Regions from separate parts of the Homo sapiens genome. Here region 2 is linked to region 1. A link is a loop called in an ENCODE intact Hi-C map of the cell type or tissue named here. Cell type or tissue: GM12878. All regions are shown on one strand. Each heading gives the region's core, and the rest is flanking DNA. Links, peaks and the distances in the headings are about the cores only. Region 1 overlaps OR5K4 (olfactory receptor family 5 subfamily K member 4). Region 2 holds the start of GPR15 (G protein-coupled receptor 15).

Region 1 (9,294 bases), core at 3,564-7,563:
GTCATAAATGTTCTTAAAAAAATTATGAGGAATTATAACATTCTTAAACAAACTTGCTCTATAGCAAATTTATTTTTAATTTATTAAAATGCTTTCATAAAGAGGGAACATAGAAAAATTAATATGTGATTTTACACAAAATGTAAGCTTATAAATCATTAGGCTATGTTTGTTTAAAAAATATATCAATGGAATTTCAAAATTGTTTCACAAATCTTTATCCAAATCCCACAACCAGAATGAATCGGGGAAACTCACTGGTAACTGTTATTACTACCTTTCATGACTCTCATGGAATTGTCAGAGAGTATTATCCTAAACCTCAATTAATCAACATAGCATGAAAGTTAAATGTTTAAATGTGTAGAAGAGTCTTCTTTGATTAATGTTTCCTAGTTAATGGAAGACATTATATCCAATCCTATGTAGCGTGTTTGAAACATTTAAAATTTCCTGGCAGAAAAGTGAAATGATAGTTTTCTTTCAGAAAACTGACCTGAGAGACACATGTGGATTACTTTAGAGTGGAAAAGACTAGAAGCAAACTAATTGCAGTAATTTATATTTAAGGTAATGAAGTTTTATTTAGATAAGATTGCAAGAATGAAAAAAAATGAAAAGGAACACACACACACATACACAGACATATACAGACACAGACACACACATACACACATGCAAAGAGGCTCACCTACAAAATATTCTATTTTGCAGAATAATTAATTGTGACTTATAACAAATTGGACAGAGTAGATTAAGGTCTACTTTAGCCAGAAGCATAATTAAGTTCCTTTTCATTCTTGAAGGCATCAACCATGTTATTGGCTATGTATTATATATAACTACAGTTTACATATTAACACTCATTAAACATTTTAAAACATATTAATAATGACATTGTTTTATTTTTGAGTAATGGTAAGCTGTACCAATATTTTATGTGTTTATTGACCATTTTTACTTTTATGAATTGTCATTTTTGTTTTGTCTGTTTTATTTCTTATTTATATCATTGTTTACAGAGAAAAGACATCACAACTATTTGTGGCAAATAATTCTTCTGTGGGTTGATAGTCTTAGTATTTGTTTCTGATATTTATAAATATTTTAATTTAATATACTCATATTTACTTATTTTTTCTATGATCTCTTTCATGCATTTCATCCAGAATTTCTTTTTTAATCCAGTCTACTATTAACCAATATTTCTTTTTCTCCTTTTCTTATTTCTCTTCTTCTCCTTCTCCCTATTTTCCTCCTCCTTCCTTTTTTGATATTTTAAATTTTTGCAACTTGACTCTTGATTCTTCCTGGAATTTATTTAGTATATGGCATATTAAAGATATAACTTTATTTGGCTGTTTCTCTAAAAAATATTTATAAACTAATTTAATTCAAATAAACACTCAGGAGAACTTCTTTGGGAACCTGGCAAAATGAATTTAAAATTTTTTCATATTCTAGATTTTTCTAGAAAATAAAAAAAATACCTTATGTGTTATATATTAAAATATATGATAAAATTCCAATAATGATAACAGTTTGGTTTTAAATCAAGAATCAATAAACAAACCAACAGAACAAATCAGATTGTTCAAAAGTAAACTCTCATATAAAATAAGAAGGGCATCACAAATAACAAGGAAATAAAGGATTGTTCAGTAGCCGTGGGACAACTGGGTAACTATCTCTTCCATTCATGTTAAAATGTATATCTTCCTGTCATTTAGATATATATTTGTAGACAAAATTTGTATTTCCTTCATTTTTCATAGTTTGATTTTTAATATACAGCAACCAACTGGAATTTATTTTATAATGTTATAAAGTGAGAATTAAAATTTGATTTATGGCTAACCAGTAGTCCCAGAAGCATTTATTGACAAACTCTTCTCTAACTGATTTCTTATGTCTCCTTTTTGTACATTTATGCTCATACATTCACATGTACATGCATACACAGAGAGGTCTATTTCTAGCCCGTTTGTACAACAAAAACAAGACGGTTCTAGTTCGTACACTTCTGTCTCAGGAGGGAAGATGGACATTTTAAAAGGCAATCAAACTAAAAAGCTATAAGTTATAATTGAGGAAGACTCTTATGCTTCTACCTAAAGTCTATTGTTAGGGTTCTATAACATTTATATATAAAATATCTATTCACTCTATTCTTTCTTTCTATGTGACCTCATCTATTTTTTTTTTTTTGGCCTTTAATTTCATCAATATGAAGATGGCTCAGAATGTATATTTCCACCTCTGATATCCTCCCTGCTCTCCAGTCTCACATGTGCAACTGCCTACTTCACATAATTACTTAAATGTTGCAAAGACATCTCAAATTCAACATGATCAAAGCACAAGTCTTGAATTTCCCACTAAACATGGTCCTCCCCTGGTCTTCTCCATTATGATGGTCACATCCTCCAACCAGCTGGGCAAGGCAGAAATTAAGAGAACCCCACACAACTCTGTCTCCTATCACAACCAAACTTTCATGATATCTGTCAACTTAGTCTCTGAAGTCTATCTTAAATGTGCCAAATCTCTCCACTTACACCACATGTACATAATTTCATCTCTCACCTGAACAATATCATTAGCTTCAAACTCGTCTCTGTGCTTTTGCTCCTTTTTATTTTTTAATGTATATTTACAATACGATTTAAAAATAGTACTAAAAGGTGAATTCCAAAAACTACAGTCTCTTGCCTACCATGACTTAGGTATTTCATCCACAACAACCTTCTAATTTTTTAAACGATTTCTCTGAAAATTTATCCTTATATTTCTCAGTATCAGTTTTAATCATATTAATCAATTTCCCATTACAGTAAATGAATATTAAGTTATTTATTAAACACCTCCCCTTCCCTTCATTCTTGATGATATAACATAATTTTTTTTTTTTGAGATGGAATGTCACTCTGTTGGCCAGGCTGGAGTGCAATGGCATGATATCGGCTCATTGCAACCTCTGCCTCCCAGGTTCAAGCAATTATCCTGCCTCAGTCTCCCAAGTACCCAGGACTGCAGGCACATACCACTGTGCCCAGCTAATTTTTTATATTTGTTTCTAGAGACGGGGGTTTCACCATGTTGACCAGGCTGGTCTTGAACTCCTGACCTCGTGATCTGCCTGCCTCAGCCTCCCAAAGTGCTGGGATTACAGGCATGAGCCACTGTGCCCGGCCCAACAAAATTTTTTATAATTCAATAACGACTTTTTATGAGGGACATGCAAATACAAGAACTAGTTTACCATGCTTATATTTCTTTTTCTTTACACCTGTAAATTTTTTTAAAGTTAATAAAAACTTCATATTCCTATTTGCTCATTCACATCCATTATGTATCCATCAAATTAATCAACCATATTAAATAATCATGAGTTCTTTTTTTACCCTGGAGACTTCTTTTCTGGTGGCCTCCACCCTCCTGCTCCAGTCTGGACAATTTGCTCTCTAGACCCAATATTCAGCCGTCCTGCTGAGACTTTTATTTTTGATTTCCTGTTTTAAGTAACTCAGTATTCAAGCTCTCCATCTTTCTCTTAATTGTTCATTCCCTCTTTTTGCTGACTGCTCTTTGGCAATTTTTTTCCACATGATTAATAATTTGATTTCTTTAAAATTCTAGGTTATAAATAATTTTTCTTCTGAACGCTGAAGTTATGCTTCCTTTATACTCTAGCATGATCTGCTGCTTTGGAGAAATTGCACGTTATTCTGATTCCCATTCTATTGTTTACCTGGAAACATTTAGAATATTTTCTTTATCTCTGACTTTGTGAAGTATCGGAATGAAAAAATTTAGCAATGTTGTCATCACTTTTTCTAGATAGTAGTGGAGTCTTGTTTCACTCGTTCTTCCCGCTTAGCTGTCTTTTCTTTTCCTTTCCTTTGCCTTGTCTTTTCTCCCTCTTTTCTTTCCTCCCTGCTTCCCTCCCTTTTTTTCTCTCTAAAAATTCAAAGTTTTACTTCCTTAATTAAGGCAATCCTGAATGTACAAGACAGATAAAATTTACATAGAAAGAGGAGAATAAATAAATTACCAGTTTTCAGAATCATAAATGTTTTCTTAATGACTGTGAAAACATTAACAATTTAAAAGTTGCCGTTATGAACTCAGCTTTTGTTTTCTGGAAAAGTCTTCATTTCTCCCTCATGTTTGAAGGATATTTTTACTGGACACACTATTCCAGGGTAAAACTTTTTTTCCTTCAGCACTTCAAATATGTCATTCTACTCTCTCCTGGTCCTAAGGTTTCCTCTGGAAAGTCTGTTGCCACACCTATTGTATCTCCTTTGTATGTTATTTGTTTCTTTTTGCTTGCTGCTTTTAAGAATCTTTTTTTTAATCCTTGACCTTTGGGAATTTGATTATTCAGTGCTTTGAGGTAGTCTTCTTTGGTTTAAATCTGCTTAGTGTTCTATAACCTTCTTGTAATTAGATATTGATATATTTCCCTAGGTTTGAGATGTTCTCTGTTATCCTTTTGAATAAACTATCTACCCCATCTCTTTCTGTATTCCTTTTTAAGTCAATAACTCTTAGATTTGCCCTTTTGAAGTTGTTTTCCAGATCCTGTTGTTGTACTTCATTATTTTTATTAATTTTTTTTACTTTTCTCTCCTGACTGTACATTTTTAAATGGCCTGTCTTCAAGCTCACTAATTCTTTCTTCTGCTTGATCAATTCTGCTATTAAAGGACTCTAATGCATTTTTTAGTATGCCAATTGCATTTTTCAGCTTCAGAATTTCTGCTTTTTAAAAACTGTTTGAATCTGTTTGTTAAATTTTTCTGATAGAATTCTGAATTCCCTCTCTGCATTATCTTGAATTTCTTTGCATTTCCTCAACACAGCTACTTTGAATTCTCTGTCTGAAAGGTCACATATCTCTGTTTCTCCAGGATTGGTTCCTGGTGCCTTATTTTGTTCATTTGGTGGGGTCATGATTTTCCAGATGGTGTTTATGCTACTAGATGTTTGTCAGTGTCTGGGCATTGAAGAATTAGGTATATTGTAGTCTTTGCAAGTCTGGGCTTGTTGGTACTAGTACTCCTTGAAAAGGCTTTACAGATATCTACGAGGACATGGATGTTTTGATATAAGTTTTATCTGCTTTGGAGGACACCCGAAGCCCACTAATGCTGTGGTTCTTGCAGACTTGTAGAGTTATCACCTTGATTGTCTTGGACAATATCCAGAAGAGTTCTCTGAATTACCAGACAGAGACTCTTGTTCTCTTCCCTTGCTTTCCTCAAACAGATGGAGTCTCTCTCCCTCTCAGTTCTGAATTTGAAGTTGGGGATAGGGTGACACAAGAACCCCTGTGGCCACCACCACTAGGACTGTGCTGAGTCAGACCTAAAGCCAGCACAGCCCTGAGTCTCACCCAAGGCCTGATGTAACAACCCCCTGGCTACCACTTTTGTTTGCTCAAGGTCCTGGGGCTCTACAATCAACAGATGGCAGCACAAGCCAGGCCTGTGTCTTTCCCTTCTGGGTGATGAGTTCCCCTAGGCTCTTAGAGAGTTTTAGAGGTGCTGGCCCTGGGAGGGTTGAGAGGTGCTGTTCAAAAGGCAGGGACTGGAGTCAACAACTTTAGAAGTCTACCTGGTATTCTATTGTTCTGATGCTAAACTGAAACTCAAATCACAAGATACAGTTCTTCTCACTCTTCTCTCCCCTTTTTAAAGGCAGAGGAGCCTCACTCTGTGGCTACCACCACCATAGGCCCATGGGGAATACTGCCAGACTACTGTTGATATTCTCTTAAGGCCCAAGGGCTTTGAAGTCACCTTGTGGTAAATGCTGCTTGGCCTGGGACTCACCCTTCTGGTCAGTGGGTTCCTCTCTGGCCCAGGGCAGGTCCAGAAATGCCATTCAAGAACCACGTTCTAGAATCAGGGACTCCAAGAGCCCACTTCATGCTTTACCCACCTGTGGCCAAGCTGGCACTTAAGCTGCAAGACAAATCCCCTTACTTTTCTCTCAGCTTTCCTCAAGCGGAAAAAAATCTTGCCCCATAGCTGCCACAGCTGGAAATGTGTTGAGTCTCACCTGAAGTCTGCAAGTCTCACAGTCTCACCCAAGGCCTTTGATGTGTACCTGTGTATCGCTGCTGGCATTTAGGGCCCAAATGCGCTTCAGCTTGTTGATGATGAATGCTGCCCAGGCTGGCAGCATTCCTTTAAAATCCTTCCTTTAAAGGTAGTGGATTCCCTTTTGGCCCAGGATGTGTCTAGGAATGTCATCCAGGAACCAGGCCCTGGAAAAAGGGCCTCACATCTCTGACCAGTACACTAACTTATGTGGCTGGGTTGGTATTTAAGATGTAAGACAAAGTCCCCCTTACTCTTCCCTCTCCTCTCCTCAAGTGGAAGAAAGGAATCTCTTTTAGAGCCATGAGCTGTGCAGCCTGGGGTTACTGGAAGGGTGATGATGCCAGCACTCCCTTATCCATCCTGACTGGTGTCTGAGTAGGTTGTGTGACCCCCGCATTCCACTGCCTCTGAGCCAAGTTCAGCACTAGGACTTGCCTCCAAGTTTCAGTGCCTGTGGCCTAGACATCCTTTCAAATTTATTAGGTCCCCATAGCACTTTAGCCTGTGGTGGCAAGGCTTGTGAGAACTCAAGGTCTGACCACTGGGATCCACGACTCTCCTCTGGCTAGTGCTCGTTTAAATGCTCTCTCTGAGGGCAGGCATCAGCTGAGTTGGTCTGGTTTTGCTTTCTGTTATAACAGGTCATCACTGAGTTCAATGCCTCACAATAGTTTCACTCTTCTTCTCCCCAAGACACAACAATGTTCTCTGTACCAAGCCACTGCCTTGAGAGGAGTGTGTGTGGAGGAGGGGTGGCATTGGCACTTGAAGAGTGTTTTTTCTATCTCATCAGTGCCTCTTTCAGTGGCATGAAGTTAAAACCAGGTACTGTGTGTACTCACCTGATTTTTTGTTCTAATGAAGGTGCTTTTTTGTTAGATAGTTGTTAAATTTGTGTCCTTGGGAAAGGATGATGATCAAGGAAGCCTCTTATTCCACCATCTTGCTTCTAAGTACTTAATTTGAGGTTACAAATGGATTCAGAGTTCAATTACTTACCCTAGGAAATAGTTGTCACATTGCAAGTAGTTATAATTTTCAACAAATACTAGAATGGAAGTCAGCATATATAAGTTACTTCCATTCAAAATTTGTGAAAAATTTCTGGAATCCTGAGCATAACCTTGCAAAATCAGTCATATTCTAAGTTTGAAACTATTAATCCCTTTTAAATCAACACTATCTGTGAGAAGTAAATCGCATGTTTGAATATTATTCTCAACTTCCTTTGAATTCATTCAAAAGATTATATTGAATATGGATTCACATGGGATTTTTATGTTCTAATGAAGAAAATTTTTATATTTACTGATGGAAATTTTAATTTTAAATTTAAATGTTTTAATTAAAATTTTAAAAACTTTCTCTCAAGTTCTCAGAAATAGAGTATCTGTATGATGGTGATTTTTCTATCTCTGGTTGAAAATAAGTCTATTTTTACTGAAATGCCTATGGATTTAAATTTTTCATGTAGTTTGCTTAATTGCTCATCATATATGACAGCGCCATTTCTGACTGTATTGATTAAATCAAGTTGCTTTTCACCCTAGTATTATTTCTTGTCTTATTTGTTAGAAATTCCACCAATCTGCAGTGATTTCAATGAATGTTGTTGATGTGTTCATAGCATTCACAGAAAGTGATGCTCATCATGCATAAGTGAGGCAGAAAGTAGTGAAAATTCCTAATAGCTAAACAAAGCTATTAGGTGAAGGGGTGGCCTGCCCCTCCACACCTGTGGGTATTTCTAGTCAGGTGGGACGAGAGACTGAGAAAAGAAATAAGACACAGAGACAAAGTATAGAGAAACAACAGTGGGACCAGGAGGACCGGCACTCAGCATACCAAGGACCTGCACCGACACCGGCCTCTGAGTCCCCTCAGTTTTTATTGATTATTATTCTCATTATTTCAGCAAAAAGGAATGTAGTAGGACAGCAGGGTGATAATAAGGAGAAGATCAGCAAAAAACATGTGAGCAAAAGAACCTATGTCATAATTAAGTTCAAGGGAAGGTACTATGCCTGGATGTGCACGTAGGCCAGATTTATGTTTCTCTCCACCCAAACATCTCAGCGGAGTAAAGAATAACAAGGCAGCATTGCTGCAAACATGTCTCGCCTCCCACCATAGGGTGGTTTTTCTCCTATCTCAGAATTGAACAAATGTACAACCGGATTTTATACCGAGACATTCAGTTCCGAGGGGCAGGCAGGAGATGGTGGCCTTCCTCTATCTCAACTGCAAGAGGCTTTCCTCTTTTACTAATCCACCTCAGCGCAGACACTTTACGGGTATTGGGCTGGGGGACGGTCAGGTCTTTCTCATCCCACGAGGCCATATTTCAGACTATCACATGGGGAGAAATCTTGGACAATACCCTGCTTTCAAGGGCAGAGGTCCCTGCGACTTTCCGCAGTGCATTGTACCCCTGGTTTATTGAGACTAGAGAATGGTGATGACCTTTACCAAGTATACTGCTTATAAACATTTTGTTAACAAGGCACAGTCCTAGATCCCTTAAACCTTGATTTCATATAACACATGTTTTTGTGAGCTCCAGGTTGGGTCAAAGTGGCTGGGGCAAAGCTACAAATTAACAACATCTCAGCAAAGCAATTGTTTAAAGTACAGGTCTTTTTCAAAATGGAGTCTCTTATGTCTTTCCTTTCTATATAGACACAGTAACAGTCTGATCTCCCTTTCTTTCCCTACGAAAATTCCTAATAGCTAAACAAAAATATCTTTTCATCACTTAAAAGTAAAAACATGAAAGAAAACTAATTTATACACCTATCCACCTATCTGCTATGCACTACTAGACTTTTTATATATATAAACTACCGATTAGGCCTTAATTCTTACACATTTCCTCAGTAGAAATCTCGTATCTTGAAATCCTGAATGTCTTGCCCAAATTCATTCAGCTCATCTGGATAGAGATAGACTTTGAATCAATATTGCCTTTTCTTTACATCCTTTGGAGTTTAGAAAAAGGATAACTTTTGTTTCATTAATCTTTTCTGTTATTTTATTATCAAATTCATTTATTTTGCTCCAATCTTATTTCTTTTCTTCTAATAATTTTTGGTTTCATTTTCTGTTGCTTTTCTAGATCTTTAAGATGCATCATTAAGTTGTTTATGGGAAACTTTCTACTTTTTTGATACAGCCACGTATT
Region 2 (9,294 bases), core at 2,511-6,510, 170 kb after region 1:
AAAATCTTATTGCAGATAAGAAACTAATATAATCAATTAATTTAATTATTAATAAACTTAAGAGTCTTCATTGAGAGAGTCCTCTTCTCATCACTATCCGTCATACTTATTATGAGGCCATGATAATGATATTTTTCACATTTATTGGTTTGCAAGTTGCTTCTGATTCAACAAGATGTGCCAAGTGAAAACATAAGCATAAGTTGACAAAAAATGTGCTGCATTAACTTAGAAACATCTCTTCATATTAGTTTATGATGTGACAAAGATCCCAGGACTGAATAGAAAATGGAAGCTGTCTAAGAAGTTTGTGAAAAGTCCCTACTCTGCGGAAATAACTCAAAATTCAAGCATGATTCATCCCAGATCTATAATCATTTATTGACCATCTATTGCTTGCCAGACACTCTGCTGGATGCCAAGGACACCAACATAAATAAACATAATTTTTGTTATGCACAACCTAAATTCAGATTAAATCTGCTATTTCGAAGAAATCTAAAGTATATATTCCTAGAATAGTAACATCATTTCTATCTATATATTAGTTACCAATGGAAATAAGCCAGTAAATTAAGTGGGGGGCCCTCATAATAATGAATACGTGCCACTTAGTTTGGCATGATGTGATATTACATTATATAGTACTAAATTCTCCAAGTAACTGAGAATTTAAAAATAAAAATAAACTCCTAGAGTATAAACAGTATAATCGTTTTTCTTAAACTTAACTATTTGACTTTGCACTTTAAGAAATGGACAAGATAATGTATCTAACAAGTGAATATATAATGACACCGTTTGACTGATGAGATTAATGAGAAATAATTAGTTGCTTCATGCTCTTTGCCATTTATTCTGGGACATATCAGCAGAGCATGTGTGAATCAAAGGCTTCGTATCCAGGGATTTCTTTCTTCTGTGCTATATGCATGTAATCTGATGAGTCTCCACCTGATATGGTGGTTGACAGGGAAGAGGCCGAAGTAATATAATCATAAGTTCAATAAGCCTAATAGGGGTGGCTCTATTATTAAATCTTCAGCCTGCTTGTGAAGCAGAGGCTGCAAGCCACAGCAAATAATAATGGATTCACTCAAGCAGATGTTTCAGTAGAGAAAACCTTTCTCTGTCTTCATCTTCAACACCTGAACCAGTTCTGAGCATAACTCAGGAATTGGAACATAGAATAAGCAGGGCCTAGAAATCTAAATTAATTCCTCAAATTTTGTGATATTCAGACTAAAAGACTTCCACAAATTTCAAATTCTGAGGTAACTTTTAAGCCTTTTTTAAAAATTAGTCAAAATAATAACAAAGCATAATATATAATGTTGGTTAACTTATATAAATTAGAACAGTGATTCTAAACTTTAGTGTGTATAAGAATCACCTCGAATGCTTGTTAAATATAAAGTCCTAGACTTCTTCCCCAATGATTCTGACTGAGGACATCTAGAATAGGGTCTGGCAATCTACAGCTCAGCAGGTGTCCCTGATGACTCTAATCTGGGTAAAACGATCTGGCATCCACAGGTTCAAAACAATGGCTTTAAGAGTCCTAAAAGAACTTTAGTTGGGTAACTTCTGTATGCTAGAGGCCAGTCCAGAGATAATGAATGGACTCTGTCTTCAGGTTGCTCATTATCAGCTCCAGGGGTCAGATACAAAGACAACTAACAGTGTGAAAAGAGACAAGTACTTTGTAACCAGTATTTTTAAAGTTCTTAGGAAATACAAAGGAAGAAGCAGTTATTTCTGCCAGGAGTCATGGAGGAAAGTTGAGTGTTATTTTCTGAGAAAAAGAATTCCAAAGATGTGGCATATATGCTCTAATTCAGTTACTAATACTTATATATTATTCTTTTTTTTTTTGCCATCATTCTGTTTACATTGACTTTTCATATGTTTATGGAACCCAGTGTTGCTTTTGAGTTTTGATCTATGTGTAGGTTTCTATTTTATTGTTAGTATCTTCATGTTTATTTTAAAGAAAACTCAAAGTCCTAAAATTGACCGTTGCACCAGCTTATTTACAACCCCACTTTAGCCAGCTTTATTGTGGATTCTGTCTTGTACTAGCATTGTACTCTGAGGTACTAAAAGACTGGCACTATGCTATGTGAACGTTTTTGGCTTAAAACATTTAATTTGTTTTCTGATTTGGGTACAAAGATGCTGTTGATCCAAGGTGGGTATTCTCACATTGTAACATTCTACCATTAAATATCATACTTCAAGGTGGCCACATAATGATAAAGCAAACTATTTTATCTACAACTGCTTCAATAGTTTGCTGAGGAAATTGGATTTGAGATAGTTTACATCAGCGGTCCAGCAACTTTTGAAATTTGAAAAAAAAAATTTAAGGGATACAGAATGAATGTGCAGCCAAATATTTTCCTCTACAGTATGAGCATGAACTCTTTTTCCATTTTATAATACCTTTATGTTGAATTCTTGAGACATATCAAAGGATTAAAAAAAAGAAGAAAAACCGTAGACCCAGAATCAACCTTATTTTCTCAAATGCCAAAAGAACTTATGATTGTAGGGTACAAAATTCTAATATTAAAATTTCAGTACACTTAAAGAATATATATGATTAGTACTTTAACACACAGGCACACAGATATAGATGATATGTTTAAATATTCTATATTACCCTATTAATCTTTTTTGAGTAAATATTGTCCTACTTCAATTTTTGACAAAATGAATTATTCTATTAAATAATTAAAGCTTACCCAGTGGGAAAGATTTCTGTCCCAGAAATGTCAAAGCGGTTAATTAGTTTCTCTGATCTGTAGTCTATATTTAGTAAAGAATATGCCCTCCATGAAATTAAATGAATTGCGCACAGCAGCCAGGGACACAGGAGAAGGCAGGCTCAGGCCCACAAATCAACTCCAGAGTGACTTCTGGGACTGTCCCAGGTCAGAGGAGCCTTTATCCTTCCCTGACCTCAGCTTACTTGCCTAAGACTCAGGTGACACTAGACCATATCAGGAGGAAGAGGGAAGGAGGAAGTACAACCGGCAGGATGATTCTTTTTAATATACTAATTACTGAAGAAATAACAATTCAGTAGGGCCAGGCTTGGTGGCCCATGCCTGTAATCCCAGCATTCTGGGAAGCCAAGGCGGATAGATTGCTCGAGCTCAGGGGTTCCTGACCAGCCTGGGCAACATGGCGAAAACCCGTCTCTACAAAGAATACAAAAATTAGTCGGGCATGGTGGTGCATGCCTGTAGTCTTAGCTAGTCAGGAGGCTGGGGTGGGAGGATTGCATGGGCCTGGCAGTGAGCTGTGTTCAAGACACTGCACTCCAGCCTGGGTGACAAAGTGAGACCCTAGTGAGACCCTGTCTCAAAAATTAAACAAACAAACAAATGAAAAAACAACTTAAGAAAGGACTTCAAATGTTTAATGACTATATTTTCATCTACAAACATACATTTTTCTATGAATAGCAATATCAACCTGAAACTAGAATTCTGAAGATTAAATCAGATAGGAGAGAAGAATAGTGCAAGAGAGCCTTGAGTCACTTTGACCAGTAAAGAGCTGAAATAAATGGAGTCCGTTTCAAAATGTGTTATATTTTACTATGGTCATCATAATATAAAAGGAAACATATGAGAGAAAAATGTGATAGAATTCTTTCTGTTTTAGCCTGTTCCCCAAGTGTTTTAAATGTACTAAAAAATCTTCCCTTTTATAGTGTCCATGCTGGCACCTCCATCATGATGTCACTTATAGGTATATCTGTTGCCAGATCAGCAATCAGCAATTCCAAAAGTGATGTTCACCCATGTGTGGAGGTACCAGAAGGCCATGGCTCAGAAGCTAAAAAAATCAGTGCTACACAGGTGTGGTATAATGAAGAGAAGATCAGAGGGGATCCAGAGTCTGATGAAGCGTATTTGAGGGTTAATAGGGAGAAAATCTCCTAATCAATGATGTTAACTCTTAACAAAAGAGAACTTCACTGGTTGAATTACAATAGCAGATAGGAGGGTAAAAATAGCAACTTGAGATTGTTAAACCTGTGTTTGTAAGTTACATAAATAACAACAATACCTGAAGTTAGACCCCAATGAATTCATTTCTACTAGATATGCTGGATAACAAAAAGAATTTTCTGAATCAAACCTAATAAACTACAATTTCCAAAGCACCAACTATATGCAAGATGCTATGCAAGTTGTAGTGGAAAACTTAAAATAATAAGAGCAGAAAACGTGGTCCCAGTCTTTGGGGGGGGATTTTTAAAAACTTATGAAACAGGATTGACTACATGTCAAATGAAAGAGCCACATAGATGGGGAGACTCTCATGCCCTAAATGGAATCATGTTGTTTGACCTAGTTGTATACTGGTATGATTTGGGAAACTTTTCATTCACTCTTTACACAATGAAAGACTAGTTTTCTTCCTAGTTCGCCAACAAAGTAAATAAAAAGAATACATTATCATTGCCTTACAATTCTAAAAGCAGAACAATATCTTCTATGTGAAACAGAAGGCTAGATCAAAATAAATTTCAGTGTCAAAAGCAAAGGAGGTCTTTAAAGGAAGTGAAAAAATCAAGTTAATTCACTTCTTAATTACTGGCCTTAAAGAAATAAATTGAATATCTTGAAAAAATAACTCAAAAAGCACCTCAGTTTCACGAGCAAATGCAAATTAAAAAAACCACAACCACAACCAACCAACACCAATCAGAGTGGTGCTCCTTGTGTGCCCTTTCTGAGGATTGGTAGAAACTGCATTTTTTAATCTCGGCTTTCATGTTTGTCCAAGATCTTTAAAGGGAGGGGAAAAAAGAGAGAGAGAGGCAGGCACTGTATAAAAGAAGCTTCCTTGAGGTTTCTAAAATTTATACAAAAACATCATATGTAAGTAAACTCACCAGATTTGGCATCTGCTCTTTGGTGATGGACCCAGAAGAAACTTCAGTTTATTTGGATTATTACTATGCTACGAGCCCAAACTCTGACATCAGGGAGACCCACTCCCATGTTCCTTACACCTCTGTCTTCCTTCCAGTCTTTTACACAGCTGTGTTCCTGACTGGAGTGCTGGGGAACCTTGTTCTCATGGGAGCGTTGCATTTCAAACCCGGCAGCCGAAGACTGATCGACATCTTTATCATCAATCTGGCTGCCTCTGACTTCATTTTTCTTGTCACATTGCCTCTCTGGGTGGATAAAGAAGCATCTCTAGGACTGTGGAGGACGGGCTCCTTCCTGTGCAAAGGGAGCTCCTACATGATCTCCGTCAATATGCACTGCAGTGTCCTCCTGCTCACTTGCATGAGTGTTGACCGCTACCTGGCCATTGTGTGGCCAGTCGTATCCAGGAAATTCAGAAGGACAGACTGTGCATATGTAGTCTGTGCCAGCATCTGGTTTATCTCCTGCCTGCTGGGGTTGCCTACTCTTCTGTCCAGGGAGCTCACGCTGATTGATGATAAGCCATACTGTGCAGAGAAAAAGGCAACTCCAATTAAACTCATATGGTCCCTGGTGGCCTTAATTTTCACCTTTTTTGTCCCTTTGTTGAGCATTGTGACCTGCTACTGTTGCATTGCAAGGAAGCTGTGTGCCCATTACCAGCAATCAGGAAAGCACAACAAAAAGCTGAAGAAATCTATAAAGATCATCTTTATTGTCGTGGCAGCCTTTCTTGTCTCCTGGCTGCCCTTCAATACTTTCAAGTTCCTGGCCATTGTCTCTGGGTTGCGGCAAGAACACTATTTACCCTCAGCTATTCTTCAGCTTGGTATGGAGGTGAGTGGACCCTTGGCATTTGCCAACAGCTGTGTCAACCCTTTCATTTACTATATCTTCGACAGCTACATCCGCCGGGCCATTGTCCACTGCTTGTGCCCTTGCCTGAAAAACTATGACTTTGGGAGTAGCACTGAGACATCAGATAGTCACCTCACTAAGGCTCTCTCCACCTTCATTCATGCAGAAGATTTTGCCAGGAGGAGGAAGAGGTCTGTGTCACTCTAAAGGGAACTGTGACATTTCAAGCTCTGTTGGTGGGTTTAGGAGTTAATTTTTGTCAGCAACAAAGAAGGAAGTGTTAATGATAGGATTCACATTGCTTCATAGATGCAAGGAAGAGTTCATTTTTAAAGAGAGGACTGAAAAATCCCTGTGTTGTGGATATAATTAGGCCATGTGCTGTTTTCTCAGCTAAGCAGCCTTCTTCGACCCTTGCCAATCAAGTCCACCAGACAAAATCCAATTCCCATCTGTCCTTGAACTCCTGGATAAAGGCTCCTGCTTGAACCAGTCCCTTTCTTCATGATTGTTAATGCACATTTGGGCCTTTCCTCTCTCAAAAACCATGGTACCTTCATCCCCACCACCCTTCATACTGGGCTCTAAATTGGACTACATTTAAATGATTCTGCCTACTTTCATCTGATGAGAAATGCAGTAACAATGCAGGTAACAAAAATATAATATACCTGCACTGTGCAATTAATTGTTTCTGAGTTACTAAGCTAGATTCTGACCTCAATCTTTAAAGCTTTGTATCGTGATTCTTCATCATCTTCCAACATTGTGCTTCATCCTATGCCTATTCACAATGGCTTTGGACTGGCAAAAAAAAACTCATGGGGATTTTGTATTGTGTTTATGATTTGGGACTTACTTTATCATATGGTCTTCTAGTATTTTAATACATAAGCATATGGCAGGATTCAACATCTATTTGCTTTATAAGATATTGATAAAAATGTATCTCATTCATAATGGTGTAGCAACTACTTTTTAATGGGGTTTTACTATGCTCTTTTGTTTCCATTGGCTTTATAAATTAGGATTTGACTTTGCTTTAATTACATGTTTTTAATTACCCAGTTATCTAGTTATCAAATGAAAATGTTATTACTAATATAATTGGAACTCATAAAATGCTTAGCTGTACCCCGATGCAGATTATCATTTTGTATTTTAATTAAAATGTTAGTGCTACACATTCCCTATAGTATCATTTGCTTGGTGCCTATAATTTCAAGATAAGATCCAGTAATATAGGGAGACAGGCTGCTCTGTATTCAGCCAAAGTAGAAAATCTCTAACAAAGATCTCACTAGTATTTTATATATATTTTTTCCATACCCAGAAACCTTCTTGAATTCCTTTACCCAATAAATATTTATTGAGTCAATTTGTACCTATATTCCTTTTGAAGACTTTGATGTGAAAAACATGTAATTAGTGGCAACCACAAAAGACTCTGCAGCAGCAAGCATGCTATTGTAAACATCTTTTGATTCAAGGGAAAGCGGGTTATGTTTTTACCTCCACTGTTGACTTGAATGAATTACCATTTTACTTCTAAATATTAGATTTGAAAATCAGAAAAAACTTAGAATCCTTTCAAAGACTAGCCAATTTAATTTCATCTCATGTATCTTTCACATGAAGAGAAACCTCAAATATCGGACATCTCCTTGTAGCCTAATTAGAAGCTGAAAATACAGTTTTTGGTTTTATAAATTGGCTAACTTGTTAATTTTTCTTAAACTGTTATTAAATAAAAATATAATTTCCTTACATAAGTATTCTTCTGGACTGTATTAATTTCTAACAACATATTAATATTAATACTAATTCTAATAAACTTTTAGTAAATTATTATGGTTATAGAAGAAAAGACCATGTAAATAATAACAAATAAATATTCTTGGAAAACTTCAAAACTAAATTCAATGCAATTGAATAGATCTCCAAAAGTTAAACAAAAACAAAATACAGAAGGTAGAAGACACACATTTCTTTAAAACAAATCGGCAAAAGCACTGTTACTAATCATGAAACTTACTGCCTTTGAAAAATACTGCCTTTAAAAAATAGCTGAATCAATCAGCTAAGTTATTGGTTGGGAAAGCAGAAAACCTGTGCTATTAATTTTAGCTTCACCCTTAATGTTGTGATACTAGTAAGGTCATTTTAACCTTTCATACTTAAATGTAGTTGGTAATATCTATGTCTATAGAATTATCAAGGATACTGTAAAAATAATAAATATAAATAAAGTTTTAAATGTGGAGTAAAAAGTTACTTTATAAAGTGATTTGATTTCTATTATTAATTATTGACTACTCCTTACAAATTTTCAAACTAACATCAAATAATACTTAATCATTCTCATTTTTAAAATATTGAGATTTTATTTCTACTTCTTCACTTTAATTTTGCTGAGAATATTTAAAATAACACCAAATAAAAATATGTATTATTGGTTTTTTAGTACTTTAAATAGATATAATAATTGTAGGCTTTAATAAAATCTTAGTTTATTTTACATTCATAATGTACCAGTTGTGAAAGAAAAAAATAGATATAATTTTATAGGTAGTACAACTCTAATAGAAAAAAGTTCAAAGCTTGATTAAGTTCACATGTTATTTTGTCATATATGGATTCTGCTGGTATGAAATGTAATTTACATTATAATAGCATTAAAAAGTTTATTACAAATTAGTTGTCTGACATTTTGCATATTTTTAAAATCATAGGCTGGGTGCAGTGGCTCACGCCTGTAATCCTAGCACTTTGGGAGGCCGAGGCAGGTGGATCACAAGGTCAGGAGTTCAAGACCAGCCTGACCAACATAGTGAAACCCCGTCTCTACTAAAAATACAAAAAATTAGCAGGGCATGGTGGCAGGCACCTATAATCCCAGCTACTCAGGAGGCTGAGGCAAGAGAATCGCTTGAACCCAGGAAATGGAGGTTGCAGTGAGCCAAGATTGCACCATTGCACTCCAGCCCAGGTGACAGTGCTAGACTCTGTCTCAAAAATAATAATAATAATAATAATAAAATTTCTTCATTTTTAATTTGAACAATTTCTATTTCTATACTTACGTAGATATTCTACATATACATATACATTCAGATATACATAGAATCACAGACTCATATTTATACCTTTTCATTATTTTTATTACCTGAATTAAACTAGCCTAAAGGCTAGTTTGTGATAATTTAATGTCATTAAAGAACAAATCAATACATTGCCAAGAATTTCCAGAAAATTACTCTTTCATCCTAACACAATCATGCCTTGCCAGTTATATCCAAAGTTAGGAAAACAAAATAAAATTTTTACAATTCAGAGTAATACACAAGGAAATCACTACAGATTAACATTATTTGTTGTCATTTGCATAAGTAGTCCAAAGTTACTCGGAGGATGTAAATGACAAATATAAAAGGATAGTGACCTCTCAAGCATTTCTCAAATAGCTTTTTGAAACTTA

Evidence for each region. A loop is a pair of places that touch in the nucleus more often than their neighbours do. Peaks named below come from ENCODE experiments on the same cell type or tissue, not always from the same donor. Only the 100,000 strongest peaks of a DNase experiment are listed, where the experiment ranks them.
Region 2: a loop joins it to region 1, with 6 times the contacts of the local background. A loop is called at or near these places in 2 of 110 quality-filtered maps.

Annotation. Positions count from the first base shown.
Region 1 is chr3:98,354,733-98,364,026 of GRCh38, forward strand. It overlaps OR5K4 (olfactory receptor family 5 subfamily K member 4), which reads left to right. Exons shown (of 1, transcript NM_001005517.1): 1 at 1-87. The coding sequence ends at 87. Among named protein-coding and RNA genes, the nearest start is that of OR5K4, 5.5 kb to the left of the region's middle. RefSeq lists an enhancer at 5,642-5,701. In GM12878, for the core only: a CTCF peak has its summit at 5,471 (motif pointing right); DNase peaks (open chromatin) are centred at 5,479 and 6,799.
Region 2 is chr3:98,527,094-98,536,387 of GRCh38, forward strand. GPR15 (G protein-coupled receptor 15) reads left to right here and starts at 4,885. Exons shown (of 1, transcript NM_005290.4): 1 at 4,885-7,588. The coding sequence starts at 4,941. The coding sequence ends at 6,023. RefSeq lists an enhancer at 1,272-1,815 and a silencer at 4,746-4,905. In GM12878, for the core only: no CTCF peak of the experiment used is centred there; a DNase peak (open chromatin) is centred at 4,761; H3K4me3 peaks cover 3,850 bases; H3K27ac peaks cover 4,000 bases.